Linked DNA regions of Homo sapiens: region 2 is linked to region 1. A link is a loop called in an ENCODE intact Hi-C map of the cell type or tissue named here. Cell type or tissue: heart left ventricle. All regions are shown on one strand. Each heading gives the region's core, and the rest is flanking DNA. Links, peaks and the distances in the headings are about the cores only.

Evidence for each region. Peaks named below come from ENCODE experiments on the same cell type or tissue, not always from the same donor. Only the 100,000 strongest peaks of a DNase experiment are listed, where the experiment ranks them.
Region 2: a loop joins it to region 1, with 4 times the contacts of the local background. A loop is called at or near these places in 3 of 110 quality-filtered maps.

Annotation. Positions count from the first base shown.
Region 1 is chr9:21,993,945-21,999,277 of GRCh38, forward strand. CDKN2B-AS1 (CDKN2B and CDKN2A antisense cis and trans regulatory RNA 1) reads left to right here and starts at 847. Exons shown (of 19, transcript NR_003529.4): 1 at 847-1,217. LOC124902130 (a long non-coding RNA gene) reads right to left here and starts at 84. Exons shown (of 2, transcript XR_007061436.1): 1 at 1-84. It also overlaps a transcript of CDKN2A not described here. RefSeq lists silencers at 521-780, 1,101-1,300. In heart left ventricle, for the core only: CTCF peaks have their summits at 861 and 1,889; DNase peaks (open chromatin) are centred at 317, 807, 1,437 and 1,987; H3K4me3 peaks cover 2,277 bases; H3K27ac peaks cover 1,411 bases; H3K27me3 peaks cover 354 bases.
Region 2 is chr9:22,052,746-22,058,123 of GRCh38, forward strand. It overlaps CDKN2B-AS1 (CDKN2B and CDKN2A antisense cis and trans regulatory RNA 1), which reads left to right. Exons shown (of 19, transcript NR_003529.4): 7 at 3,507-3,642. Among named protein-coding and RNA genes, the nearest start is that of CDKN2B, 46 kb to the left of the region's middle. In heart left ventricle, for the core only: no CTCF peak of the experiment used is centred there; no DNase peak of the experiment used is centred there.

The DNA of each region.
Region 1 (5,333 bases), core at 1-5,000:
GAAGGGAGGTCCAGGTTCAATGGTACTGCGAGAACCACATGTCTAAGTCGTTGTAACCCGAATGGGGAAGCCTCCACCGGCGGTTATCTCCTCCTCCTCCTAGCCTGGGCTAGAGACGAATTATCTGTTTACGAAATCACACCAAACAAAACAAGTGCCGAATGCGCCCCGGACTTTTCGAGGGCCTTTCCTACCTGGTCTTCTAGGAAGCGGCTGCTGCCCTAGACGCTGGCTCCTCAGTAGCATCAGCACGAGGGCCACAGCGGCGGGCGCCCCTGGCGCTGCCCACTCCCCCGTGAGCCGCGGGATGTGAACCACGAAAACCCTCACTCGCGGCGGGCCGCACGCGCGCCGAATCCGGAGGGTCACCAAGAACCTGCGCACCATGTTCTCGCCGCCTCCAGGGCCGAGCTCGGCAGCCGCTGCGCCGCCCTTTGGCACCAGAGGTGAGCAGCGCCACTCCTGCCCCCTTAACTGCAGACTGGGACCCACGCACCGCCCCCTGCCCATCTCCGCCCCGCAGGCGCGCACCCGCCTTCCCTGAGCGCGCCCGCCCCCCACCTTCACCCCCACCCCCACCCCACCCCCACTCCCACCCGGACCTCCAAGATCTCGGAACGGCTCTGAGCCCTGCGCACGCGGGAAGGGCTGCCGGAGGCGCCCGTAGGGAGGCGCGCGCGCGGGCGGCTCAGGGCCCGCGTTCCTCTCCCTCCCGCCTACCGCCACTTTCCCGCCCTGTGTGCGCCCCCACCCCCACCACCATCTTCCCACCCTCAGCGCGGGCGCCCCGCGGTGACGGCCCAGGGGCCGGACGCCTGGAACGCAACTCCAGGCAGCTCGCCCCCTAGCTACATCCGTCACCTGACACGGCCCTACCAGGAACAGCCGCGCTCCCGCGGATTCTGGTGCTGCTCGCGTCCCCGCTCCCCTATTCCCCTTATTTTATTCCTGGCTCCCCTCGTCGAAAGTCTTCCATTCTTCAAACTAGATTATTTAAAAATGAAAAAGGAAGAAAGGAAAGCGAGGTCATCTCATTGCTCTATCCGCCAATCAGGAGGCTGAATGTCAGTTTTGAACTAAAAGCCGCTCCGCTCCTCTTCTAGATTTGGAAAACAAGCGAAATTAAACTAAACCGCTGCACGCCTCTGACGCGACATCTGGACACGGCGCGGCGCTGGCGCTGCCGGAGCTGTCGACCCGGCCTGGCGCCGGACTAGGTAGGTGGAGTCGCACCCGGGGGTCCCAGCTGGGTCCGGGCGCCCATTCCCCTCCCAGCTGCCCGCGTCGCCGAGGGCGCCTGGCTGGGACAAGCACCGAGTCCTTTGTGTCTAGCCCATTTTTATTTTCGGTTTTAACCTTCACGACAGCCGCGGAGCATCTGAGCGCTTCTTCCTCTTTCCTCTTCCCCCGCGCTCCCCTCCCCTGCTGGCCGCTCCCCTCCTGTCGCCGCGTCCTCGCGTAGAATGGTTGTCTTGGCGACCGTTGGCCGCTGCCGCCTCCACGCTCTGCCCCGCGCCCAGACACCCCGACTCCCCTTGATCCCGCCGCCTGACTCCTCGGCGTACGTTCTCTCTCCGGTCTCCCCCTCCATGTCCCCTCCTCCCCTTTTCTTCCACATCACCGATCCTTTCTGGACTCTCTCCCTTCCTCCTTTCCAGCTGGGAGACAGGAAAAGCGGTCCTGTTTGGGAACAGTAAAAGCAGGGCAAGGAAAGGAAGGAGCGGCAGAAAGGAGGGGTGAGTCGAGGACACAGGGGCAGCCGGAGAATGCGGAGGAGCCGGGTCCTGAGCGCGGTCTAAGCGAGGCTCGGCTCTCGTCCAGGAACTCGGACGCGGGCTCGCCGGCTCTCCGCGCGCGGGAAGTCGAGCCCAGGACGCCGCCTTCAGGCCGGCGCGCTGACCCGGTGCCCCGACCCGGAGCCTGCGGTCTGCCTGGATCCGTCCTAAACCTCGCGGGCTGGACCCGCGGCCTGAGTGGGTGGGTGTGTGCCAGAGGATTCGGGACTAGGCCCAGCTCCGGGAACCTGGAAATGTGGCCCGCTTCTCAGTGGCTTCCTGTTCATGCGCTTGGGCCTAGTGGCCTAGTTGAAGAAGTGGAACCACAGCGTGAGCCGACAGGGCCTTACAGATCAGACGTCAAGCCCCCCAGACCTTACAGGGGAGGAAAGTGAGGCCTGCACTGGCCGAGCCACCCACTTAAGGCGGTGCGGTAGCCTAGAGGAGCGGCAGACTTCTCTTTCCCCATCCCCCGCCCCATCACTTGACGTTGCTGCCGGACCTCGGTACAAACCCAAGACAAAACGGGGCCCTTTGGAAAAAGTGAGATTTAGCGATCACTCTTACGTAGCCACTCTAAATATCTATCTAGATATTTACAAATGCACCTCCCCGGTAGGTAGATTTCACTCAGAATTTACCCAACACCGTGCTTTGTGCTGGGGCCACATGCCACCTTTCTGTCTAGTATGGCTGCTCTTTCTCCCTCTTCGCAAATATAGCTCTTTTTCCTTCAGGTCTCTTCTGAAGTAAGTAGCCCTTCCTCAGAAATGCTTCCCTTTTCAGGCACCCTCATACCACCGTGATTTTTTTCTTTATAGCACTTAGGACGAAGAGATTATTTTACTTATGTACTTGTTTACTTGTTTGTTGTGTAGAATGTCAGCTCTATGGGAACCAGATCCTTTTATGGGTCTTCCTCTGCACCTATGCCACGCCCCCAGCATTCCCCTCCTACCACCACCTTCAGCCGGCCTCCGCCTCTGTAGGGGGGCATTAGGTTTTCTGTCCCACAGAGGAAGGGCGCTTTAGAAAGGGTTAGTTCATCCTGGAAGAAAAACGATGTCGGATGCCAGCATAGTGTCATTTAAAGATACTGGAGGAATGGAGTGGGAGCGGTGAGGGTTTCTTGGGCCTAGACAATGTAACTAGTTGTTGCAATAAAGCATGGTGGGGAAAGGAGAAAAGGCACGTATTAAACATCTTTTGAAGTCGCTATCTATATCAGTCAGTTCTCCAGGGAAACAGAACCCATTGTGTGTGTGTGCGTGCCAGTACCACACATATGTATATGTATATACACACCGTCATGGGGTTGCTTAACAACAGGGATACATTCTCAGACATGTATCTTTAGGCGATTTCATTGTTGTGCAAACATCATATACAAACCTAGGTGGTATAGTCTATTATACATCTAGGCTGTATGGTATGGGCTATTGCTCCTAGGCTGCAAACCTTTACAACATGTTACTATACTGAATACTGTAGATAATTGTAACAAAATGTAGTTTTATATCTAAACACATCTAAACATAGAAAAGGTAGTATGTTGTGCTACAACTTTAGGACAGCTATGACATCACTAGGGGATAGGAATTTTTCACATCCATTATAATCTTATGGGACACCACCAATATGTGACTGTGGTTGACTGAAGCATCGTTATCCAGCACATGACTCTGTGTGTGTATACAATTTTATATATACGTACATTATATGTCTACACACACATATGTGGGGGAGAGAAAGAGAGGGAGGGAGAGAGAGAGAGAGAGAGAGAGAAAGAGAAAGAGAGAAAATACTTATTTTAAGGAATTGTCTCAGAAAATGGTGGGGGTTGACAAATTGGAGACCCAGGGAAGAGTTGTTGTTGCAAGACTTGAATCCAAAGGCAATCTGGAAGCAGAATTTCTTCTTCCTTGAGGGACCTCAGTCATTTCTCTTAAGCTCTTCAACTGCTTGGATGAGGACCACCCATATTATTGAGGATAATCTGCTTTTTCAAGTCTACTGACTTAAATGTTAATCATATCTAAAAAATACCTCCACAGCAATATTTAGACTGGTGTTTGACTCAAACACTGGGTACCACAGCCTAGCCAAGTTGACATACCAAATTAACTGTCACATTATCCCGTCATGCCTGAGGGGTTCTCTGACCCTCAGTTTTCTGAGGATCAAATTTAAATTGAGGGATCTATCTTTGTTTATTGGAGCCATATAGCTCAAAGTATAATCATTTTCTCTCCACAGGAACTAGACCTAGGGATAAGGGTAATTGCTTATTTCAGAGGAATGCCATCTGAATAAAAGGATAATTATATAGTAAGCTCTCTGTTCAAAAAATGTAAATATTAAAGTTTGAACATCTAAATTCCATCTTGGTTTCCCCCACTGCCGCTGCCCAATACCTGTTCTCTTTCAGTTGCAGTATGCAGGGGAATTCTAAGTTTAATATTAGTCTCAGCAAAATACAATGGTGAAGATGACTCTTTCTAGCATAACAATGGGTATGTGGTATTCCAAATACTTTTGGAATGCGGAGTGACTATTGGCTATGTGCTCTTCAAAAAATTAATAATGAAGAACTGAGCATGTAATTTCACTTATATTACTTATTTTATCCTCACAGTGGCCTTTCAAAATTGGGATTATTACTCCTGTTTTACAGGTGGAAAGAATGAGGCCTAGAAAGGCTCAAATCTTGAACACTTCATGGCCAGCAAGAGCCAGGGCTGGAATCATCAGGCAGGCCTTTGGGTTACAAGCCTTGTGCCTTTTCTGTTGTCCCAAAGGCCAGGGTCAATAGGGAGTGAGTTATCTGTGGGTCACTTATGCAGACAGAATCACTGAATATTGGAAGTTTTTGGGGTTCTCTTCCACTGGCCTAAAAACCTGAGTTAATTGAGTTTTTTTTAACAGGGGTAAATAATTTTCTGTTTTAGATCAGCAAATTCATTCCATAGGCAGGGATAGGGGAGAAAAATCTTACTGAATATCCCTTGTCTTGTTCTCCTCCTCCCCAAACTTAATGTCCTATGACACTAGCTTTATCCCTTAGGTAACTCTTGATTATCCAAATTTCATGAGAAACTTTCCTAACATTGCACATGCTCAAACTCAAAACCCCAAAGTCATAAGAAAAAAGATAACATAAGCAAGAATAAAAAACAATTATTTGATCATATATGTCAAAAGATTAATTACTAGACTATATAAATAAATACATAATCCAGTAAAACAACAATCCAATAAAAAAGGCAAAGGATATAATAGTTTATAGTAGAATATGTGCAAATAGTAAAAAATAAAAAGATAATCTTACTCATTAATAAATGTAAACAGAAACAATGGCATATAACCACAAGTGTGGCAAAAAGAAAAAAGACTACTTTGACAAAGTTGTCAGGAAACAATCACTCTTACTATTACAACTTGGTGTAATTGTTTTGAAAGGCAGCATTACAATATCTAGTCAAAACTGTATGAGAATATAGGTACCCTTTGACTCAGCTATTCCACTATTTTAAGTATGTAAAGACACACACAAATAAT
Region 2 (5,378 bases), core at 186-5,185, 59 kb after region 1:
TTTGTTGGCAACACTTTGTTAACCTGAATTGGGTTCTCAACATAAAATGAAGTGACTAATCTTTTGGGGGGTTCCCCCTCCCAGGTTCTTGTATGAGCAACTAAATCTACACACCACAAAGCCCCATGCTGTCATTTTTTCTCATCCTGCCCCTTTATTTTGATGATTCCACATTGTAGTTCATGAAACCAATACCTTCTAGAGTGTGGCTGAACTGGCGCCAGCATTAAGAAAAGGAGTTTCCAAACTTTTTAGTTTTGTGAGAAAATGTTAGAGGAAGAGGGAGGTTAGGTTGACTATTTATACTTATGTAATCTTCTGTGAATTTGCAGTAGTTATCACCTTGTACTCTCAAAAGTTTTCTAGCTCTGAGTATGTGAATCTGAAAGTGCAGGAAGTAGGAATCTTAGCACAAAACAACCAGTTTGGATTATCACACAATTAATATGGGACGGAGCTGGAGGATGGACCTGAACAGAATGTATATTCTTTATCACTAGGTTATTTATCTATCTACAGATGTCTAGAAAGACCTGGGCTTTTTTAGCAAACGTTTGAGAATCTAGGTTTCTAAGTTTCCATTGACCATGAAAGAGTGATTAGTTTTAGAAGACAGTTGGGGGCAACATTGTGCAAGTCAGAAGAGGGGATGAAGAAAATCATAAAGCTAAACATGTTTGCCATAGGCCCAGGCTGTTTTTCAGCATGTTTCACCTAGCAGCTTGGCAGATAATTCCCAGTGATCATTAGGTCTGTGGAAATTCTGTTTGGTTTATAAAGTTTTGGCCCTGACTATGTGTACCACTGATAACTTGTTTTTCTCTCTCTTCCCTTTTCCTCCAACTCGTAGCCAGAGCTACCTTCCAGATGACTTCTTTCTACCACTTTCTTTCTTCCCAGTGTAAGAGAATGCAAGTATATGCTGATGTTTGGAGCAAGAACATTCAAAAATTTTCTTATTAACATAACTTCTAATGGAAATACAGTATACTACTATGGTGCATACAAAGAAGAAATAGCAACATATATTTGTTTTAGACCTGATTGCTGTATTTTATTCCTTAGGTCCTCCTTGATGTCTTGTAGACCGTCACTAGCTAATTGTTACAGCCATCGAAGGAAAAAATAAGGATTTTTACTTAGGACATACGTAACAGAAAAAGAGATGGTTTAGCAAAAAAGCACAGGCTTTGCAATAAGCAGCCTTAAATTAAAAAAAAAAAAGTTAACTCATAACTAACTGTGTGACCTGGGATAAGTTACTGACCCTCTTTAGGGCTTAGGGTCCTAATCTGCAAAACGGAAATTATAATAATAACCTTAGCTAGCATTTCTTGTGCACATACTATAAGCTGGTGATAAACAATTTATACACACTATCTCATTTAATCCTCACAACAATCCTGTGAGATAGGTACTATTATCATTTCTATTTTACAGATGAAGAATCCAGACATAAGAAGTGAAGTTAAGTAACTTTCTCAAGGTCGCACAGCTACCATATGATGGAGCTGGAATGTGAATCTCTGCAGTTTGACGCCAGAGTGCATGCTCTTAGTCACTACATTTGTCTACAAATCTAAAACACGTAAGACACATAGGAGGTGCTCAGTTAGTGGTATCTATTATTAAATCAGACTATAAATAATCACCAGGCAATACTTGAAAGGCCACAAACAATTTCTTAGGATTTGTGACAATACTAATAATTATAACTGATTATGAGCATACCTTGTGTCAGGCACTTCTTTTCATAGTATTTCAGTCATTATTTAAGAGATTTATTCTTATTTTTATTTTTCTAGTGAGAAAACTGAGGCTCAAAAAAGCCGACAAATTTGTTTAGGATTACAAAAATATCAAATGATAGGATTGAAAATCAAATCCATATCCTTTCTATGTGAAAACCTGTGTTCTTTCAGCTTTTTTTATTTTTATTTTTTTATTTTTTATTTATTTTTTTAAATTTTTATTTATTTTATTTTTTTATTTTATAAGCCTTTTTATTTTTATTTATTTTACTTTATTTGTTGTTGCTGGTGTTTTTTTCTTGAGACAGAGTCTCACTCTGTCTCAGCTCACTGTAACTTCTGCCTCCCGGGTTCAAGCAATTCTCCTGCCTCTGCCTCCCAAGGAGCTGGGATTACAGGCACCTGCCACCATGCCTGGCTCACTTTTGTATTTTTAGTAGAGATGGGGTTTCACCATGTTGGCCAGGCTGGTCTCGAACTCCTGACCTCAAGTGATCTGCCTGCCTTGGCCTCCCAAAGTGCTGGGATTTACAGGCATGAGCCACCACGCCCAGCCTGCCTGATTTTTAAAATTATTAAATTCATATTTGTTATTTATCAGATGCCTCTGCCACTTTATTTTTTAAAAATTTATTTTTATTAAGGTATAGTTAACAAATAAAAATTCTATATATTTATTGTGTACAGTGGAATGTTTTGATATATGTATACATTGTGAAATGGTTAAATCAAACTAAGATATCTGTCATCTCATATGCATGCCATATTTTTGTGGTGAGAACATTTATGATCTACTCTCTTAGCAATTTTTAATATTCTGCTGTTTGACTTTTAAACCAAGGCTTGGATTAGGACAGTCTTTGTAGCTTAGTTTTAGGTTCAGGGATAACAAAAGTTGTTTTATCCTTTGGGCTTTTGCAACTTGCCATTTTCTTAATGAAGATCTGGGAGAAAAATTAGTTTAAGTGGTTTTTAAAATAGCCATTAGCTCAGGACATACTCAGCCAAGGCAGGATAAGTAGTTTTGCCAGCATTCTTCTGTAGGTAGGTTGGTTGTTTTTTGTTTTTTTGCCACAGTCTTTTTAAAAAATATAACTTTAAAAAAACCTTGGTTTTCTGTGATTGATCTTTTTCACTATTTTTTATAGAGGGCCAGGAATATGAGTAAATAATTCTTGGGCTTGGGTGCAGATGATCCACGTGCTGGCAGACAGAAATCTAAAGGGACAAAAGAGGCTGTCCTTTGAAGATACTTTTCCTGGCTTGGGTTTTATATTTTTGGATTTGATTTAGTGAAAATTTTTATTGAGGACCTACTGCATACCAGACACTCGGCTACATTATGAGAGGTTTGGGGGGCCTATATTGGCATATAGGGAGGATGAATAAAGAATACAAACAATTATAGTACAAATCAGAATAAAATTTGGCATGCAACGGGCTATCAGATAGTATGGAGGAAGAAAGCATATTTTATTAGTGGAGCTAGGAAATACGTTACAAAGTTGATAGCATTCTTGATGGGTCTTGAAGGTTACATAGATTTTTTTTTCTTTTTTTTTTTTTGAGACGGAGTCTTGCAGTGTCGTCTGGGCTGGAGTGCAGTGGTGCAATCTCACCTCCCGGGTTCAAGTGACTCTCCTGCCTCAGCCTCCTGAGTAGCTCGGATTAGAGGCTCCTGCCACCACATCCAGCTAATTTATATATGTGTGTGTGTATATATATATATATATATATATTTTTTTTTTTTTCCAGTAGAGACGGGGTTTCACCATGTTGGCCAGACTGGTCTTGAACTCTCGACCTCGTGATTCGCCCGCCTCGGCCTCCCAAAGTGCTGGGATTACAGGTGTGAGACACCACACCCGGCGGATAGAGAGAATTTTGACAGGTGAGGAGGTATTCCAATGCAAAAGAATAATAGGAGCAAAAGCACAGTGGTGAGAAATTGGAGGGGAACTGTGAAAATTGCCACATAGATTAGAGGCAGGAAAATAAAGGACGGCTAAGTTTATATAGTGAACAGTGAGCCGCATGGACACAGGTGACTGTTTTCTCCTTTTTGAACCCCTGCTTACTCCAGAGTCACCACCTCTCCTGGCTTTCTGCCAATCTTCTTGGCCACAGTTTCTCGGTCTTCTTTTCTGGCTTCTCTTCCTTGGCCTGAATGCTACATGTTAAGTGATGTCAGCTTCAGTTTTCTTAACCTCTCTTCTCTTAAGTTGCTATCATTTAAATATCTTTAAATATCATCTACATCCAAGTGACCTCTAAACCAGTAATTTTACCCATGACCCATCTCCTCAACTCCGGATTGTATATAAAACTGTCTACTCAACATCTTCACTTTTGATGTCTAAATCTCTATGTCCAATTTAGAATTCTTGATTCTTTGCTTTCCCTCCCTCCTGGAAATCCTGCTCTTACCAGTCTTCCCCATCTTAATTAATGAACCTGACATTCACCTAGTAGCTTAGTCCTCAAAACTAGGGATTAATCTAGATTTAGTCATTTTTCTTACTCTTGCCATATAATAACATATTATTCTGAGTTTACCTTTACCCGACCCCAAATAGGTAACTGCTGTTTTTGTTATAAGATAGTAATATTTGCCTCTGAGTGTATGTGAATTATTTTGATAAAAATAAATATTATTTTTAAAATATTAATTTTACAGGGATTGTCTCTTGATTTCTTTCCAAAAGTTAACTCATAAGTTGTTCAGCAGAGCTATGTATTCTTCAGTATGTTATAATTTCGTTCCATCTTCCAAAAGGCCTTCACATTCTCTTGGCTTACAGACTCAGATGCTATGGATTAGATACACAAGTACATGTTCCTGTATATCTATTATATAGTGAACATAACAATTATGATTGTGATCTTCCAAAGCTCGTATTTTTAATCAAAATTAATTAAATATTTTAAGCCAAAGAATAAAGGTAGATGCAGCATCTAGTCAAAAGGATATTTCTGCTGGCCACACTCAGGAAGACATAAAGATATAGTTGTAGAAAGTGATATAGTATTGGCCAGGTGTGGTGGCTCACACCTGTAATCCCAGCACTTTGGGAGGCCAAGGTGGGCTGATTGCTTGAGCTCAGGAGTTCGAGGCCAGCTTGGGCAACATGGTGTAAACCCCATCTCTACAAAATACAAAAATTAGCCAGGTGTGGTGGTGGGCACCTGGAGTCTCAGCTACTCAGGAGGCAGAGGTGGAGGATTGCTTGAGCCTGCGAGGTGGAGGTTGCAGTGAGCTGAGGTAGTGCCACTGCACTCCAGCCTGGGCGATAGAGTGAGACCCTGTCTTGAGAAAAAAAAAAGCAACCCAGTGATAGGCTGGGCAAGGTGGCTCATGCCTATATTTCTAGCAGTTTGAGAGGCCAAGGCGGGTGGATCACCTGAGGTCAGGAGTTTGCAACCAGCCTTGCCAACATGGTGAAACCCTGTCTCTACTAAAAATATAAAAAATTAGCCAGGTGTGGTGGTGGGCACCTGTAATCCCAGCTACTGGGGAGGCTGAGGCAGGAGATTTGCTTGAAAAAAAATTAGCCAGGTGTGGTGGTGGGCACCTGTAATCCCAGCTACTGGGGAGGCTGAGGCAGGAGATTTGCTTGAATCCGAGAG